Regions from separate parts of the Homo sapiens genome. Here region 2 is linked to region 1. Evidence: chromatin contacts called from ENCODE Hi-C data. All regions are on one chromosome and are shown on one strand. The core of a region is the stretch at or near the end of the contact, and the rest is flanking DNA. Distances in the headings are between cores, read along the strand shown.

Region 1 (7,890 bases), core at 3,110-5,609:
TATTTGCTGCATGCGTGAAGGACTGCATTAATGAACTAATGAGTGTATGGTGCCCTGATAGTTCCTCTAATCTGAGTGGGTAAGCAAGTCCGTACCCTGTCTATTCAGAAGCAGGTGCTGACCCTGACAGTCTAGTCTATAAGTGCAGAGGACAAGCAGTCCTCATCCCTTGCTTTTGTGATCCCCTCTGGTGAAAGTGTGCCTTGCTCAGGTTAGCTGAAACTGACATTTAATTTCAGTTCTACTATTACTCCTTCCCCTTCAGATTCTCAGGGCAGGGTGTCGAGGTGGAGGGGCCCTCCTTGTGAGGAAGCAGCAGCAGCAGATTTTGCTGATGGTTGAAGAGGGATTTAAAGAGAGGAAGGGACTTGAGAACAGAATGGTTTGATGAAACAAGAAATGGGTTGCCCAGAATACAAGGGACAACTTTGAAAACAACAGAGATGTGAAGCTAGTGGAAGGGATGGAGAGGTAGATGCAGGACAGGAAGTGGGTGCAAGGGTGAAAAGCATGTTTTGGGTGTTTATTGGGCAAAATGCTTAGAAGATTTAATAGCAATGCCGAGCAGTCATGGCTGGGGAAAGAATCCAGAGAAATGGCATCTGAAATGAAAATGATGAAGTTCACCACTATCCCAGGGCTCAGAACCTGTCCTACGTGCAGAAACATAACTCTTGCCTGCTTTGGAAAAATGCTGAATTTTTCTATTTGAGAACAAGCTGCACCTCTTTCGCCCCTGGAGGTAGGGACAGGGAGATGTGAAAGAATCTCTCTCAGTTCTAGCCATGAGCACTATTTTAAAATGCTGCTTTTCTTAAATGCCTCATATTTTGAAAGGTAACAAAATCTATGTTTGAAATTAGAAAAATAAATGAGCAGGAAAATGGTGCAGCAGGAAGAATCTGAAGAGGCCATTGAGAGATGGAGGTAGCTTTTCAGTTCTGAGCTCCCCAAGGGTGGGGCCTACCTCATTCACCTGGGGCCGCCGTCTCTGGCAAATGTCGGGAAAACAACGTACAAATGAATGACTGATGCATAAGGAAACTCACTTCTGGCTAGACTAGAGAAGTGGGAAATTGAAACAGGGCACCTGTTTCAGACAGGCTTTGTAGGGGTGAGGGTGTGAACCCAGAATGTCTCGAGGTCTGAGTTTCCTGGTTGTCTTTTCTGCCACCAGTGAGCAAAGTACAGGAGCAGTAGTAGACTTGGCAGAAAAGGTGGCAAGGAAGGTATTTGGGTGATGTGTGTATCTCTCAGGATTAATGTCAGGACGAAATGAGAACATCTACTCATGGAATGTGCATTTGTTGAGCTCCTTGTATGCACCAGGCAGTTAGGGACACAGCAGTGAACTAAATAGGCAACAATCCTTGCCTTTGTGGCACTGACATTGCAGAGGGGGCAGGCAGACAATGAATGAGCAGACAGGTAATAGCAGTGGTATATTAGATGGTGGTATGTGATGGAGAAAAACGTAGCAAGAAAGGGGCTGAGGGAGTACAGGATGGCTGTCAGAGAAGGCCCGTGGAGAAGATGACATTTAAAGCATATGATAGAGCCAGAACTGCATCGATCTGGGGCAGGAGCATTTCGTGCCCAGGGTACAGAAGGCACACAGGCCCTGTGGGGAAGCTGTCAGGTGTATTCTAGGAGCTTCAGGGAGGCTGCTGGTGTGGCTGGAGCCCGGTGAAATGGGCAGAGTGTGCTGAGGATGAGGTCAGAGAGGAGCAAACCCTTTGAGCCTTACAGGCCATGCCTGGAACTTGGGCTTTTACTGTAAGTGAGATGGAGCCTCTGGAGATGAACAGAGCTTGGACAGGATCTGGCTTAAGTTAAAAAGATCATGCCATGTGGACTTAGGTTGTATGAAAGTCTCTTAAGGTACTGGTGAGAACATAGCACTTAATAAATGTTAGCTGTCGCTATTATTAAGCTTATTAAAACATAGTGGGGAGAGGGGATCCCAGAGTGGTAAGTGGTTTCCTGTAATGCATGTTACACTTCAGCTCCACCAGCTTCTCACACATTGGTTCTGATAAAACTCAGAACCAATCAGATATCAGATGGTAAACATGCTTGGAGATTACAAGATCTTGGGCCTAAAACTAGATTAGCAGCGTCCTGATTTGGTGATGAATTGCCTCATGGATGGAATAAGCATCTATTGAGCATCTCCTACATGTCCGGTGCTGAAGCAGACACTGGTAATAAACATAGACATAAGTGGGATGGACAGAGTTCCTGCCCTCACAGGTATTATTTAATTCATACCTCCTCCTCTGGGCAATGTGTGAAACAGACATGAAACAAACAATTATGTAAACCATTATCCTGATCTAACAGTGATGAGTGAAATGAAAGATGGGTGCTGGGTGCTCTGGAATGCACTGCAGAAGGTCATCATGAAGGGCCTCTCTGAGGAAGGGACATTTAAGCTAAGACAAGAGAAAGGCGGAAGGTGTTGTGGTGGGAAAGAACCCTCTGGGAGATGGAACAACATATGCAAAGGCCCTGTGACAGGAAGGAGAAAGTGATTCCCATGTCTGGGGAGCAGAGGGCTTGGGCAGAAGCAGGGGAGCCCAAAGGGGTGGACAGGGCTGGTCAGGTAGGAGCTTTTGGCATGTGGGGATTTGGGCCTTTATTCTGAATGTAATGGGCAGTCTTAAAGGGTTTTCAACAAGGGAGTGACCTGACCAGACTTGCAATCACTCTGGCTGAAGGTGGGGGGCAGCCTGGGTGGGAATAAGCATGGACTTGGGACCTGTTGGGAGGCCCTTGCAGCACTGAAGGGGTCAAATTTCTACATGATGAAAACTGAGGTTCAATGAGCCTTCACGGTACTGACATTGCAGAAGGGGCAGGCAGACACCCCCATCTTCACTAAGGCTGTTAGCCCTTGATATAAAGACCACGGGCATTGGGCTTAACCTGGCCTAGGATCTCAATTCTGTCCCTTCCTGTTTTGTGGCTTGGATGTCTCTCAATTCTTCATCTCCTAAAATGAACAAAATTACACTTGCCACACTGGGTGGTTTGGGAGATATGGGAAAATATCACAGTTACCTTGGGGCTTAACAGCCCACTAGTGCTCTGAGAATCAAAAATTGGACCATTTCAAGGGATCTGAGTAAAAGGTGCTCAACGAATGTGAGATATAACCATTGCAAGATAAGTTTCTGCTGTCTATATAAACCTTGTTTCCAAGATTAATCAACGCTTATTTAAAAAGGAACAAATGGGCGGGCGCAGTGGCCCATGCCTATAATGCCAGCACTTTGGGAGGCCGAGGCGGATGGATCACCTGAGGTCAGGAGTTTCAGACTAGCCTGGCCAACATGGTGAAACCCATCTCTACTAGTAATACAAAAAAATTAGCTGGGCATGGTGGCGCAAGCCTGTAATCTCAGCTACTCAGGAGGCTGAGACAGGAGAATCGCTTGAACCCGGGAGGCGGAGGTTGCAGTGAGCCGAGATCGTGCCATTGCACTCCAGCCTGGGCGACAAGAGCGAAACTCCGTTTCAAAAAAAAAAAAAGGAACAAATATTATTAGCATGTTGAATAGGGAAATGATTCCTAAGAATAAGACTGGGCCCTGTATTTCAGCTGGTGTGGACTGTATGCTTATGTATTTGCGTCTATGTACTTATCATTCATTTGACAAATAATAATTCATTATCTCATGCTGCTGACGTGGTACTAGGTGTTATCTACGGGTGACACAGAGTTGGCCCTCATGTCTATTTCTTCCACAGAAGACTACAGAACTTCTGACTCAATTCCTTAGTTAGAAACCGGAGGGCGAAACTCTGGTTTTTCAGTTTCAATGGGTGTTTTAATTGTTCCTTTAAAGTGTCACATTTCATCACGTGTATCATCATCTCTTAAATTACATTATCTTGAAAGTTGCTACTCAAACTTATGCTATTCAAATTTCAAAAAAAATTTTTAAATGATGAACCTCAAGTAATTTATCCCGTGAAGTTCCAGAGGATGAAAATGTGGCTCAGAGATGATTAAAAATCAGACAGTAAAATATACACATGGATACCTCAGAATTTGTGATGTACTCCCAGGTCCACTGAGACCTGTGCACAGCATGAATCACTGGCTTCTGGTATTGAACCTAAGACATGAAGTGGGGGCAATGTGTGTCCCACTGTCCCCCATTATAACATGCCCCTCGGGCCAAATGTTCTATCCTGATGTCCCCTCACCCCTGGAAAACATGCAGTTGTCAGAAACATGATCACATAGTGAATTTGCCAGGCAAATTGTGAAATATGAGTCATGGTTCTATTTGTTCTGCAATTGTGAAAATTGCAAACTTTTTATCAAGATAAAAACTGAAACTTTGAGTGTCACCTCATGGGGGGAGCCCTGACACTCTCACGTCAGACTGTTCTCCTCACCCACCCCCACGGCTCTGGTCACGCTATGCCTCTGCCAGGGACCAACCTGCTGTTTAGTGTTCAGCACCCAGAGAGTGGCTTGCCCGGAGGCCCTTTCAAATACTGGTCACAAGCACTGCTGTTAGCCTGACCTCCAGCTTGCCTGTCAAGTAGAGGCTTGGTTGTCCTGGAGGCACTGCCTCTCTCAGCCCCCTCCCCTCCTACTGTCCAGACTCGAGTCCAGCACTCCCTCTACCCGTGTGCTCTCCATATCCCTGCCCTGTAGCCAGGGACTCCCAGTCACCACTTACCTAAGTTTCATTCTCTAAAGACCCTGGTAATTGGAAATAGATTCCTACTAATGCACTAATTTGTTACTCCTCAAGAAGTAAATGTGATCTTAAAGTGATCTTAGGTAGATAAAGTCTTAATCCACTGGTTTCCTGAAGTCCTCATCTTCCTTGGATGTACCTGAGGGTCACTATAGAAAGCTTGGAACCCTCCGCCCTCTATCAGAGCTCCAGCCAGAGCTGTTCTGATTTTATACGCCTCCTTAAAAACACTCTATACTGGGGTCACACAGTGTGATCTATGAAAGGGTGGGCTCTGGAGCCAGACCAGGCAGGATGGAAACCCAGCTCTAGCACCTACAGCTGTGTGATGTTGGGCATATCATTTAACTTCTCTGTGCCTTAATTTTGCCATCTGTAAAGTATGAACAGTAACAGCACACTGTATCTACCTTGTAGAATTGTTGGACTAAATGAGTTAAAACATCTGGCATACAGTAAATACTACTTAAGAATGCGCTAGTATCGTCTACATAGGGGCCCTCAGAGATTTTGTTTGAAAGAGGGTTTCCACTGCTTTACAAAAAGGTAAAACAAACAAAGCTCCAAACTCCCACTCCCTTCACTCAAAATATGAATAACTTACTGGAATGCCACCACCAAGGGTAAGTTTCTTGGCGCCCCTCGGATCTTACCTAAATGTGGGGCTGAGCCGGCTTCAGGTCTGCCCATGAACTGGATCAATCAACTCAAACCAGCATTGTTGTAGCTGCTGACTTAGGGAACGGAGTTAAGTGCAATATCTGAGGCACTTTATTCATTTTATTGTTCTCTAGGTTTTTAAAAGTTGTTATTATTAAGCTAATAATGTTAGGCTCTATACCTCATGAGTGCCCAGCAAGAGGCCATTGGCTCACGGTGTCAGAGGAACCATGTGAAGAAATATTTCCCAATTTTTGAAGTGAGAGGTCAGATATTAGTATCAAAGATCAGATGTTAGTATCAAATAACACTGTGGCATCTGCTTGATTAGAAATGAATGAATAAACTAGCCCACTTTTCAATTATTGGTGACAACTTTTTTATTTTTATTTTTATTTTTAGAGACAGAGTCTCATTGTGTCACCTAGGCTGGAGTGCAGTGGTGCGATCTCGGCTCACTGCAACCTCTGCCTACCGGGTTCTAGCAGTTTTCCTGCCTCGGCTTCCTAAGTAGCTGGGACTACGGGCACATGCTGCCACACCCGGCTAATTTTTTGTATTTTGATAGAGACGGGGTTTTGCCGTGTTGCCCAGGCTGGTCTCAACTCCTGAGCTCAGACAATCCACCCACCTCAGCCTCACGAAATCCCAGGATTACAGGCGTGAGCCACTGCACCCAGCCTGGTGACAACTTATTATTGGACAACATCTTGACCACTTGGGGCAGGTGTCATAGTTAATTTCTAACCAATCTTGAGGTCCTCAAACGTGGAAATGATGCTCTTCCTTTCTTTTTAAGACTTTTTTTTTATTTTCATGGACTCAAGGAAGGTACTTATTACATGACAATGTAATTCTCATTAGCAGGGGCAGCAGCGACGCTGAGTTGCGCAGCAAACACCGACTTGAGCGTGGCTGAGGATCAAGGAGGAGAACTGAAGCATGCACCAGTTGCCACCACCAGGGCAGTGTCCCACCGAACACAGGGCTATCAGCACCATGCCCCACTTGTACCCCAAGCTCCACTATGATGCTGTAAATATTCCATTGCTTGAAATGAAGGGTCATCATGGTGAGGATGAAGACAGACGCAGTCTCTTTGTGTCTGAATTTGAGTAATGGGTAGGGGGTGGGTGCTTCCACAGGGTTTTATTGCCCTTGGATCTCAGAAATATTTATTTTCAGTTGATTAATACTCTGCCATTTATACTGACCACATGGCTTCAGTTTTAGAACTCCAAAAACACAAGGGCTGTTGGGTAGAACAGGAAACAAATTTTAGGAAGTATGTATCACAGTCCCCCATGACATTTTCTTGTGGGTTAGTCTTAAGTCATACAGGCATCAGAATTATAATCCTGAGGAAATTTCTTGTAGAAAGAGAGGATTTTCTTGTATGTCTGTACCTCTACACTCAGAAGAATGTTGTGGTATTATTTTATTAGCAATGTAATGATAGCAGTTAACATCTGGCGAGTGCTGACTATATGCCAGGCATGGTGCTGAGTGCTTGCTTTTTTTTCTGAGATGGAGTCTCGTTCTGTCACCCAGGCTGGAGTGCAGTGGCGCGATCTCGGCTCACTGCAACCTCCGCCTCCCAGGTTCAAGTGATTCTTCCACCTCAGCCTCCCGAGTAGCTGGGATCACAGGCACCCGCCATCATGCCCGGCTAATTTTTGTATTTTTAGTAAAGACGGGGTTTCATAATGTTAGCCAGGCTGGTCTTGAACTCCTGACCTCAGGTAATCTGCCCACCTTGGCCACCCAAAGTGCTGGGATTATAGGGGTGAGCCACCTCACCTGGTCCCTGAGTGCTTTTACATAGATTATCTTATTTATTCCTTGCAATAAGTCTGTAAAAGTAGGTGCCATTACATTTTAGAGATGAGAAAACGGAGGTTCAGTGGTTCTAGGTGACTTGTCTGAGGTTATCTGAGTAGAAGGTGACAGGGTTGGGATTTGAACCAATGTCTGGCCCCAAAGCCTGGATGCGTCCCTTTATACACACAGGCTCTTCTAATGAAAATGGGGCATTTATTTCTGTATATACTGTGGCTACGTTCTCCAAACAGTTCGGAGCTTTAGAAAATATTTTGAGAATTCTCACTCAGATAGACTTTCCGGCAAATACAACTTATTTTGCTTGAGAATTTCCCTGTTTCTTGCACCTTTGTCTATTCAGCTTGGAGAACCAACCTTGGGGAACAAAATCTCCCTCCACCTATCACAGACATTTTCTTTGAGACAGCAGCTGAGCCACCATCCACAGCTTCACCTATCAAGACAGGTGTCTCTGTTTTCCATGAAAGGTGTGACTGCCGGAGATCTCTGTCTTCAGCATTCTCCACCCTTCCCTCCCAGTGCTGCAGAAAGCCTGGCATAGGGTCAGGCTGGTGAGGCTGGATCCAGGCCTACCTTCTTGAACTTTAAGCCGTAAGTGGGACATTTACAAGGGAAAGATCCCTTCTGTGGAATCTCACTGTGAAGTTTCAAGGGCTGCTGCCCCACG
Region 2 (7,890 bases), core at 2,493-4,992, 1.2 Mb before region 1:
TCAAAAGAGAACCAAAGCATACCATTAAGCAAGGAACTCGAAAGTTTTTATGCAGAATTTATAACATCAAAAAAGAACCCAAAAGTGCATGGTCTTGATTATTAGGACATCAATATGCCATTACCCCAATTCCCTTCTCTCTAAATCCTAGCCACACTTCAAGGGGGTAGTGCAAATAGTCCCTTCTCTGGAATCTCTCTCTGACCATTGCCTCAGTCACAATTAAGCCCTCCTTGTTCTGGGCTCCCATGACTTTGTCTCTGGTTGATAGAATTCAACAAATGCTTATTGAGTCCATATCAATGAGCTGCTGCTAGGCTATACTTGTTAAAAAACAACCCCCATGACTCAGTGGTTTATGGCAGTAGCCTTCCATGTCAGCTGCACACTGGTCATGACACTGCCTATTCATTCTGGGATCCAGGCTGAAGTAGCAGCCCCCGTCTAGGACATGCCATTCTCCAGGTAGATGGAAACAGAGGACAATCATCAAACCATGTGTGGCTTTAAAAACTCTGCTCAGATGTAGCACACATCACCTCCATTCACATCCTATTGGCCAAAGCAGGTCATGTGGTCAAGCCTGATGTCAGTGGGGAAGAATCATCCTTTTACCATGTGCCCATGTGAGATGTCCTGGATATACAAGGATCAATTCAGTGCCTTTGGACTCACCATTTGGAGCACTTTGGTGTCTATTCTTAGCCTTCTACCAAAATCCTCTTCCCATGATCATTAGGGTCTTTACAATCACCATATTTAATAATCCTTTTTTCTTTTTGTAGGCAAGTTGCATGCTACTTGATATCTTGGCTGCGTGTGATTCTGTTGACCACTCTCTTCTCTCAGCTTCTGGGATGTAGCTTTCTCCCAGTCCTCTTTCTACACCCCTGGATACCCCATCTCTGTAGCTTTTGGTCCATCTCTCCTACCTCTCCTTTCAATTCCTTTAAATGTTATGGTTCCCTTTGGGTTGGGGAAATCTCTTCCCTGGAGTTAATTTTAACTTCTGCTTCCATCTCTATGACCATAAACTCATTTTTTTCCTGCTAAACCTGGTCCTCCTCTTATGTGGCAGATTACATATGGGCCACACCATCTTTGCAGCTGTTCCTATGACATATGAAATTGACTTCCTCTCCCCCTGAATCTGGGCTGCGCTTGTGGCTTACTTTGACCCATGGAATGTGATAGAAGAGGCATTGTGAGAGTTCTGAAGCCAGCTGCCATGTAAAGAAGGCTGTCTAGTCTGTTGGAGGATGAGAGATGGAGAAGAACTGAGGTGTCTCCGGTGACAGCCAGTGCCAACTTCCAGGCTCAAGAGTGGGGCCAGCTTGGACCTTCCAGCCCAGCTGATCCTCCAGCTGAATGCAGCCAAATGAGTGAGTCCAGGCATGACCAGCGGAGGAGACATCCAGCTGACCCCTAAAGCTTTGCTATTTAAGTCATTAAGTTTTGGAATGGTTTGTGATGTGCGATAGATAATGGAAACATCCTGTATCCCCTAAATTGGTTAACGGCGCTGCTATCTAACCAGTTATATAACCACTGCTATCTAATGGCACTGCTATCTGACCCCTAAACCTGGTAGTCACCCCTCTTTTCTCTCTCTGCTTCAACCCTACATCCACTAGGTCAATGAGACCCATCAAAGTGATCTAAGGGGGGAAATGGGAAACTGGAGTTTGATGAGTATAGTGTTTCAGTTTAGCAAGATGAAAAAGTTCTGAAGATTGGTTGTACAACAATGTGAATATTCTCAACACTGCTGAACAGTACTCATGAACATGGTTAGAATGTTAAACTTTGTATGTATATTTTGCCACAATTAAAAAAATGATCTAAATATTTCCTGATTTTGCCCCCTCCTCTCAATCCCCACCCTCCACACTGCTTTCTTTCTGAAATGCAGTTCCAGCCTTGACACTTATTTTAAAACTCAGAGCCTTCCTCTCTGCCTTCCGGGTAAAATCCAAACCCTGTACCAGGAACTGTAGGGTTACCTGTCTGCCCTCGTGTCCCACCACTTCTGTTCTCACTGAGGTTCTCCTGTTGCTTGTGTGCCTTTCTATCTCTTCCTTGCTTCTGGACCTCCTTGCTTTGCACAAGAAGTTTCTTCCACTGGGATGTTCTTACTGCTTTTTATTAGACGTTGGCATCACTCACTGGGTCTTCAGGGTTCCTGTTTTTAATGCAACTTAAGCTACCAGTATATACAAATTTTTACTTTTTCTAACCCTTTGATCTAGTAATTTTAATTCTGAAACTCCAACCCATCAAAAGCATACAAATGCCAAATAACTAGCAGGACCCTGGGGATAATGGTTAAGAGTAGATGAGAGGGCAGGGAAGAAGCCATGGCTTACTGTGACAATCTTGTCACATCACAGGGGGTCAACATGTAAACACGCGGTGTCATGTGTTGCTGCAGCCGGTGCTAGTGTCTACCACGTCGGGGTATTGCCCCAGACACTTTCCATCTGTGTCTCTGATTCTTATCACACCCGCATGAGGTGTTTACTACCATCCCTATTTCACAGATGAGCAAATTGAGGCTCACTGAAGTATCACACACATATAGAAATGTAAACACATCATCTAGAGAAAGCCATGTCCTGCAAGCTGAGAGAAGAGATTGGTTGACAGAGTCATATGCTGCCAAGATATTAAATAGCATGCAATTTGCCTAAAAAAGAACAAGAGAACCATGTATGGTGGTTCACACCTGTAATCCCAGCACTTTGGGAGGCGAAGGTGGGAGGATCGCTTGAACCCAGGAGTTTAAGACCAGTCTGGGCAACAGTGAGACCCGGTCTCTATAAAATATGTTTTAAAAAATTAGCCAGGCTTGGTGGTGCATGCCTGTGGTCCTAACTACTTGGGAGGCTGAGACAAGAGGATCGCTTGAGTCTGGGAGGTCGAGGCTGTCGTGAGCTATGATCATGCCACTGCGCTACAGCCTGGGCAACAGTGAGAGACTCTGTCTCAAAAAACAAAAACAAAAAACAAGAAAGAAAAAGAAAAAAGAATCACTAGATTTGGTGAACACGTCAATGGATTAGTACAAAGTGAACATGTCTGTTGACCACTGCCCAGAACAAGAAAGAGAATGTCACCAGTGCCCCAGAAACGCCCCTGTGTCCCTCCTAGATACTAGTCCCACTGTCCTCAAAGGTAACCGTCATCCTGGCTTCTAACTAATCCGTGGGCAGTTTGTCTAAAGTTGTGCTGTGAGGAAAGGGACCGGTGGCTTCTGTACTCCTCTGTTCTGTCACATGAGCCCCAAAGGTGGACAGTGTTCGGTGGCAGTGACAGGAGAGATGGGGCTGACTTCCCAGCTCTGCTGCATCCCGGCCCTGACTTTGCTAGGTGTGGGCCTGACCATCTGTGTGTCTGGGGAGAAGGCCATGCGTTTCTCAGCACTCAGAGAAAGACCTGCCAGGGGAGCCTGTCTCTTTTTGTCTGCCCCAGGCAGGGGCTTGGTCTTCGAGGCGTGTGCCTATACACATAGACACACACAGACACCCCTATGATCTATCTCCAGCTTGGAGGCTGTTGCAACTACAAACCTTCCAAATAAATCCCTGATCTCTCCCAGAAAGCTGTTGTGAACTCAGTGGAAGGAAAGCTTTTAAAGTGACCCTCCATTTAAGCCCCGAGTCAAAGCCTTATGTGTTTTCTTTCCTTTTCTTAACTGGAAGGTTATGTGTTTCTTAGCTACTGGTCAGACTGGATGAGACTGCCAAAAAGCTTTCAGGGAATTTCCTCACCATGTAACAAATTTATGAGTCATATGAAAAACTGGGAAATGCTTCAACCAGCTGCCTCTCATTGACTCAGAGCCTTTCTCACAACACCTTGGTGCTGGGGCCTTGGATGGAGCCAGCAGCTGGGTTTATGATAACTACAAATGGCCTGCCATTGTCTGGGAGGAAGCTGTCTTCATCTCCCCTTTTATTTCCATTCTCCTGTCCTCCCCAGCAGAAAGCTATAAACGTTCTCTGAAACAGTTCAGCCACTGAAAGGGCAACTGCAGAGGTCTTGATTGTCCTAAAAAGGCCCCGCGGATGGGTGGGTGGGCTGGTAGGTAGCTGAAGGCAGGTTTGGGACCTCATTCTCCATCACTGTTAGGTAACCTTTGGGCTTCTTAGACTCAACCTGCCTAAAACTGAGCTCTGATCTCCCCTTCTTCCACCCCTTGCTGTCTTCCCCATCTTACAAAATGCTAACTTCATCAGTGCCAGATTGTATTTTCCTAAAGTGGCCACAGTAATATCCCTCATCTCACATGTCCTTCTGCAGTGTGACCTTGCCACTTTCCCATCAAGAAGTAGAGGTAATTTTTCCATCCTCTTGAAACAGGCCAGGCCCTGTGACTGCTTTGAATAATACAGTAGGGTAGAAGTGATGTGGTGCCAGTTTGGGGCACAGCCCTTAACCAGCCTGGCAGCTTCTACTTCCACCTGGAAGCCAGCCATCCCTATGTAAGAGGTGGGACTATCCAAGGACCACCGTGCTGTGAGAAGCCCAAGCCACATAGAGGAGCCCTAGAGGATGAGACAGTAGAGAAGGGGATGGGGCTGGGGAGGGAGAAAGAGAAAGAGAGACTAAGATTCTAGGAAGCGCCCAGGTGCTGCATGTGTGTGTGTGGGGGGCGCCATTTTGGAAGTAGAATCTTCACCCCAGCCTCCCCAGCTAATGTCACATGGAGCAGAGACAAATTACCCAGCCAAGCTTTTTCCTAGTTCCTGGCCCACAAAATCATGAGCAAAATAAATGCTTGTTTTAAGCCACTAAGTTTTGGGGTAGTTTGTAAACAGCAAGAGGTAACCAGAACACCATCTTCCCAGTTGCCAGACCAAAGACTTCCTGAAGTCATCTTTGACTTTCCTCTTTCTCTAATACTCACATCCAATCTGTAGGCAAACGCTGTGCATTTATCTTCAAACTATATCCAGAATATATCCACTCCTCATCACTTCCTGTGATATTGTGATTTCTAATAATATACATATTTGTCCTCCCCACCCCCCATGGCTGGCAGCCCCTGCATAGCCTCAGGATGGGAGCTGGTCACTAGAATGACCAAGGCAGGATTAGACGGTTGGGACTTTCAGCCCCACCCCCATCTCTGGAGAAGGGAGAGGGGCTGATGGTTGAGTTGATCAGCAATGGCTAATGAAGCAATCAATAATGCCTGTGTAATGAAGCCTGAAAAAGCCCCAAAGAACTCGGGTTGGGAGAGCTTCCAGAGGTCTGAACATGTCCAAGTGCCTGGAGGATGGTGCACCCAGAGAGGGCATGGAGGCTCTGTGCCCCTTCCCACATGCCTTGCCCTGTGCATCTCTTCCATCTGGCTGTTCATCTGTATCTTTTATTAAGAAACCAGTAAGCATAAGTGATAGAGTTTGGATATTTGTCCCCTTCACATTTTGTTAAAATTTGATCCCCAATGTTGGAGGCGGGGCCTGGTCGGAGGCGTTTGCATCATGGGGGTGGATCCCTCACAAATGGCTTCGTGCCTTCCTCGCCCTCGTAGTAATGAGTGACTTCTTGCTCTGTTAGTTCCCCCAAAATCTGATTGTTAAAAAGGCCTGGCACCTCCTCCCCACTCACCATATGATGCCCACCTCCTTTCTCCTTCTGCCAAGATTGGAAGCTTCCTGAAGCCCTCGCCAGAAGCAGATGATGGCACCATGCTTCTGGAACAGCTTGCAGAACTATGAGCCAAAGTAAATCTATTTTCTTTATAAATTACCCAGTCTCAGGTATTCCTTTATAGCAATGCAAATGGACTAAGACAGTAAGTAAAGTGTTTCTCTGCATTCTTTTTTTTTTTTCTTGATGGCAACTGTGTTTCTCTGCATTCTGTGAGCTGTTATAGCAAATTAATTGAACCTAAGGAAGGGGTCATGGAAAGCCGCAATTTATAACTCGCTGGTCAGAAGTGTGGGTGACAGTATACTAATTGTGACTGGTGTCTGAAGTTGGGGCAGTCTTGAAGGGCTGAGCACTCACCCTGTGGGATCTGATGCTACCCCCAGGTAGATGGTGTCAAAAATGAATTGAATTAGAGGACACCTGCTGGCATCCGCTGGAGAATCTGGTGTCAGAGTGTTGTGTTGCATGAGAGTAGTGAGCAGGAGAAACACTTGGGCTTTTTTCCTCCCTGTATCTCCTACTTCCACTGCTGTTGCTCTAGCCTAAGCCCCCACTTTTATTTCTCACCCTCTTTTTTTTTTTTTTTTTTTTGAGATGGTGTTTCACTCTTGTTGCCCAGGCTAGAGTGCAATGAAACAACCTCAGCTCACTGCAACCTCTGCCTCCCTGGTTCAAGTGATTCTCCTGCCTCAGCCTCCCGAGTAGCTGAGATTACAAGCATGTGCCACCATGCCCAGCTAATTTCTGTATTTTTAGTAGAGACAGGGTTCATCCGTGTTGGTCAGGCTGGTCTCGAACTCCCAACCTCAGGTGATCCGCCCGCCTCAGCCTCCCAAAGTGCTGGGGTTACAGGCATGAGCCACCACATCTGGCCTTCTCACCCTCTTAACCACACCCTTCAGTTTGCTTCTACACAGATATGGCAGCCTGCAGGATCCTGACAAAAACCAAGTTAGCCTGTGCCTCTCCTCTGCTCAGAACCCTCCAGAGGCCTCCGTTGCACTCAGGCCCTGCTCCCTCTAGCCTTGTCCCTCTCTGACGTCACTTCCTACTGTCCTCCCCCTTGCTCATTTTATTCTGGGGGCACCTGCCTCATGGTTGCTTCTCTGTGCAGCCTCAGGCCCTGCATTTACAGCACATTTTTGCAGAAACACCCTTCTCTACGTGGCCGCATGGCTCTCACTGTCACCCCTGCACAGTCCTGATGCAGGTGACACCCGAGTGAAGCCCCTCCTCTTGTTCCCACCTGCCTTGCTATATACACTCCTATCACCCTTCCCTTCTTCTCCAAACGATTTTTCTTCATAGCATTTGCCAACCAGTGGCAGCTTGGCAACCTGACCCACTGGTTGGTAAATACTATGAAGAAAAATAGCATTTGATGGCTTCTCGGCCTTTTGGCTAAGATCGAGTGAAAAATAGCGTTTGGAGAAGCAGGGAAGGGTGATAGGGGTGTATTCAAAGTAATTCAAAGTAATGGCAAAAACCGCAATTACTTTTGCACCAACTGAATATTTAGTACTGTCTTCTCGCTAGAATGTTGTCTCCAGGGGGCAGAGACTTTGATCTGTTTTGTTTACAGAAATAACCCTAGAGCCTAGAACAATGCCAGCACCCAGTAGGGGCTCAAATCACACTTGCCCAGTGCGTGAGCCTAACTTTTCTGAGCCTCAGTTTCTTACTGCAAAATGAGAGAAATTACAGTTGCTTTCAAGGGGTTGTGAGGACTAAATAATAAAAGTTATATGAAGCACATGGTGTTGGGCCTGGTACAGAATTGCCCCGAGGAGCTGGGCCCGGAGAGGGTACAACTTCCAGTGCCTCTTTAAATAATGCCTATCCTTTTGAGACAAAGAACATATTTTTGACATTACCTTTAGGAATTCTTGAGTCATAATGGTGATTAACTCAGAGTCTACGATATATGGACTTTGGGTCGTTTTTCTCTAAGGCGTGTCTTTGAACTTGAATTTGTTCCATTAAAGTGGCAACTGCTCACTCACACAGCCAGGGCTGGTCCTGTGGGTTCTTCCTGGTGGTGTATGGGATGGACAATGTCACAACAGTCAGAGACCTTAGGACTTATCTTCTAATAACCCCACAGTGTCCTCTACTGGTAGGAGAACTGTCCAGCTAAGGGAAATGACATGTCTAAAGCTACACAACCGGGTTGGTGGCCGAGTGGGGGCTTACCACATGCCTCTGGACTCTGAGTCTCTGGCTCTTTCT

The links. Hi-C counts contacts between places; a loop is a spot of excess contacts on that map. Pooled maps may share reads with other maps.
Region 2: a loop to region 1 is called in a map of right cardiac atrium, with 4 times the contacts of the local background. The contact joins two enhancer-like sites. A Hi-C loop is called at or near these places in 3 of 168 maps with a recorded cell type or tissue (heart right ventricle, left colon and right cardiac atrium) and 2 of 50 pooled maps.

The regions. Positions count from the first base shown.
Region 1 is chr6:45,706,257-45,714,146 of GRCh38, forward strand. No RefSeq gene overlaps it. Among named protein-coding and RNA genes, the nearest start is that of RUNX2-AS1, 130 kb to the left of the region's middle. RefSeq lists a silencer at 258-307. Within about 2 kb of position 4,360, at least 4 of the 41 ENCODE cell types and tissues checked have a DNase peak (open chromatin) inside an H3K27ac peak, as active enhancers do.
Region 2 is chr6:44,486,634-44,494,523 of GRCh38, forward strand. No RefSeq gene overlaps it. Among named protein-coding and RNA genes, the nearest start is that of MIR4642, 55 kb to the left of the region's middle. Within about 2 kb of position 3,743, at least 8 of the 41 ENCODE cell types and tissues checked have a DNase peak (open chromatin) inside an H3K27ac peak, as active enhancers do.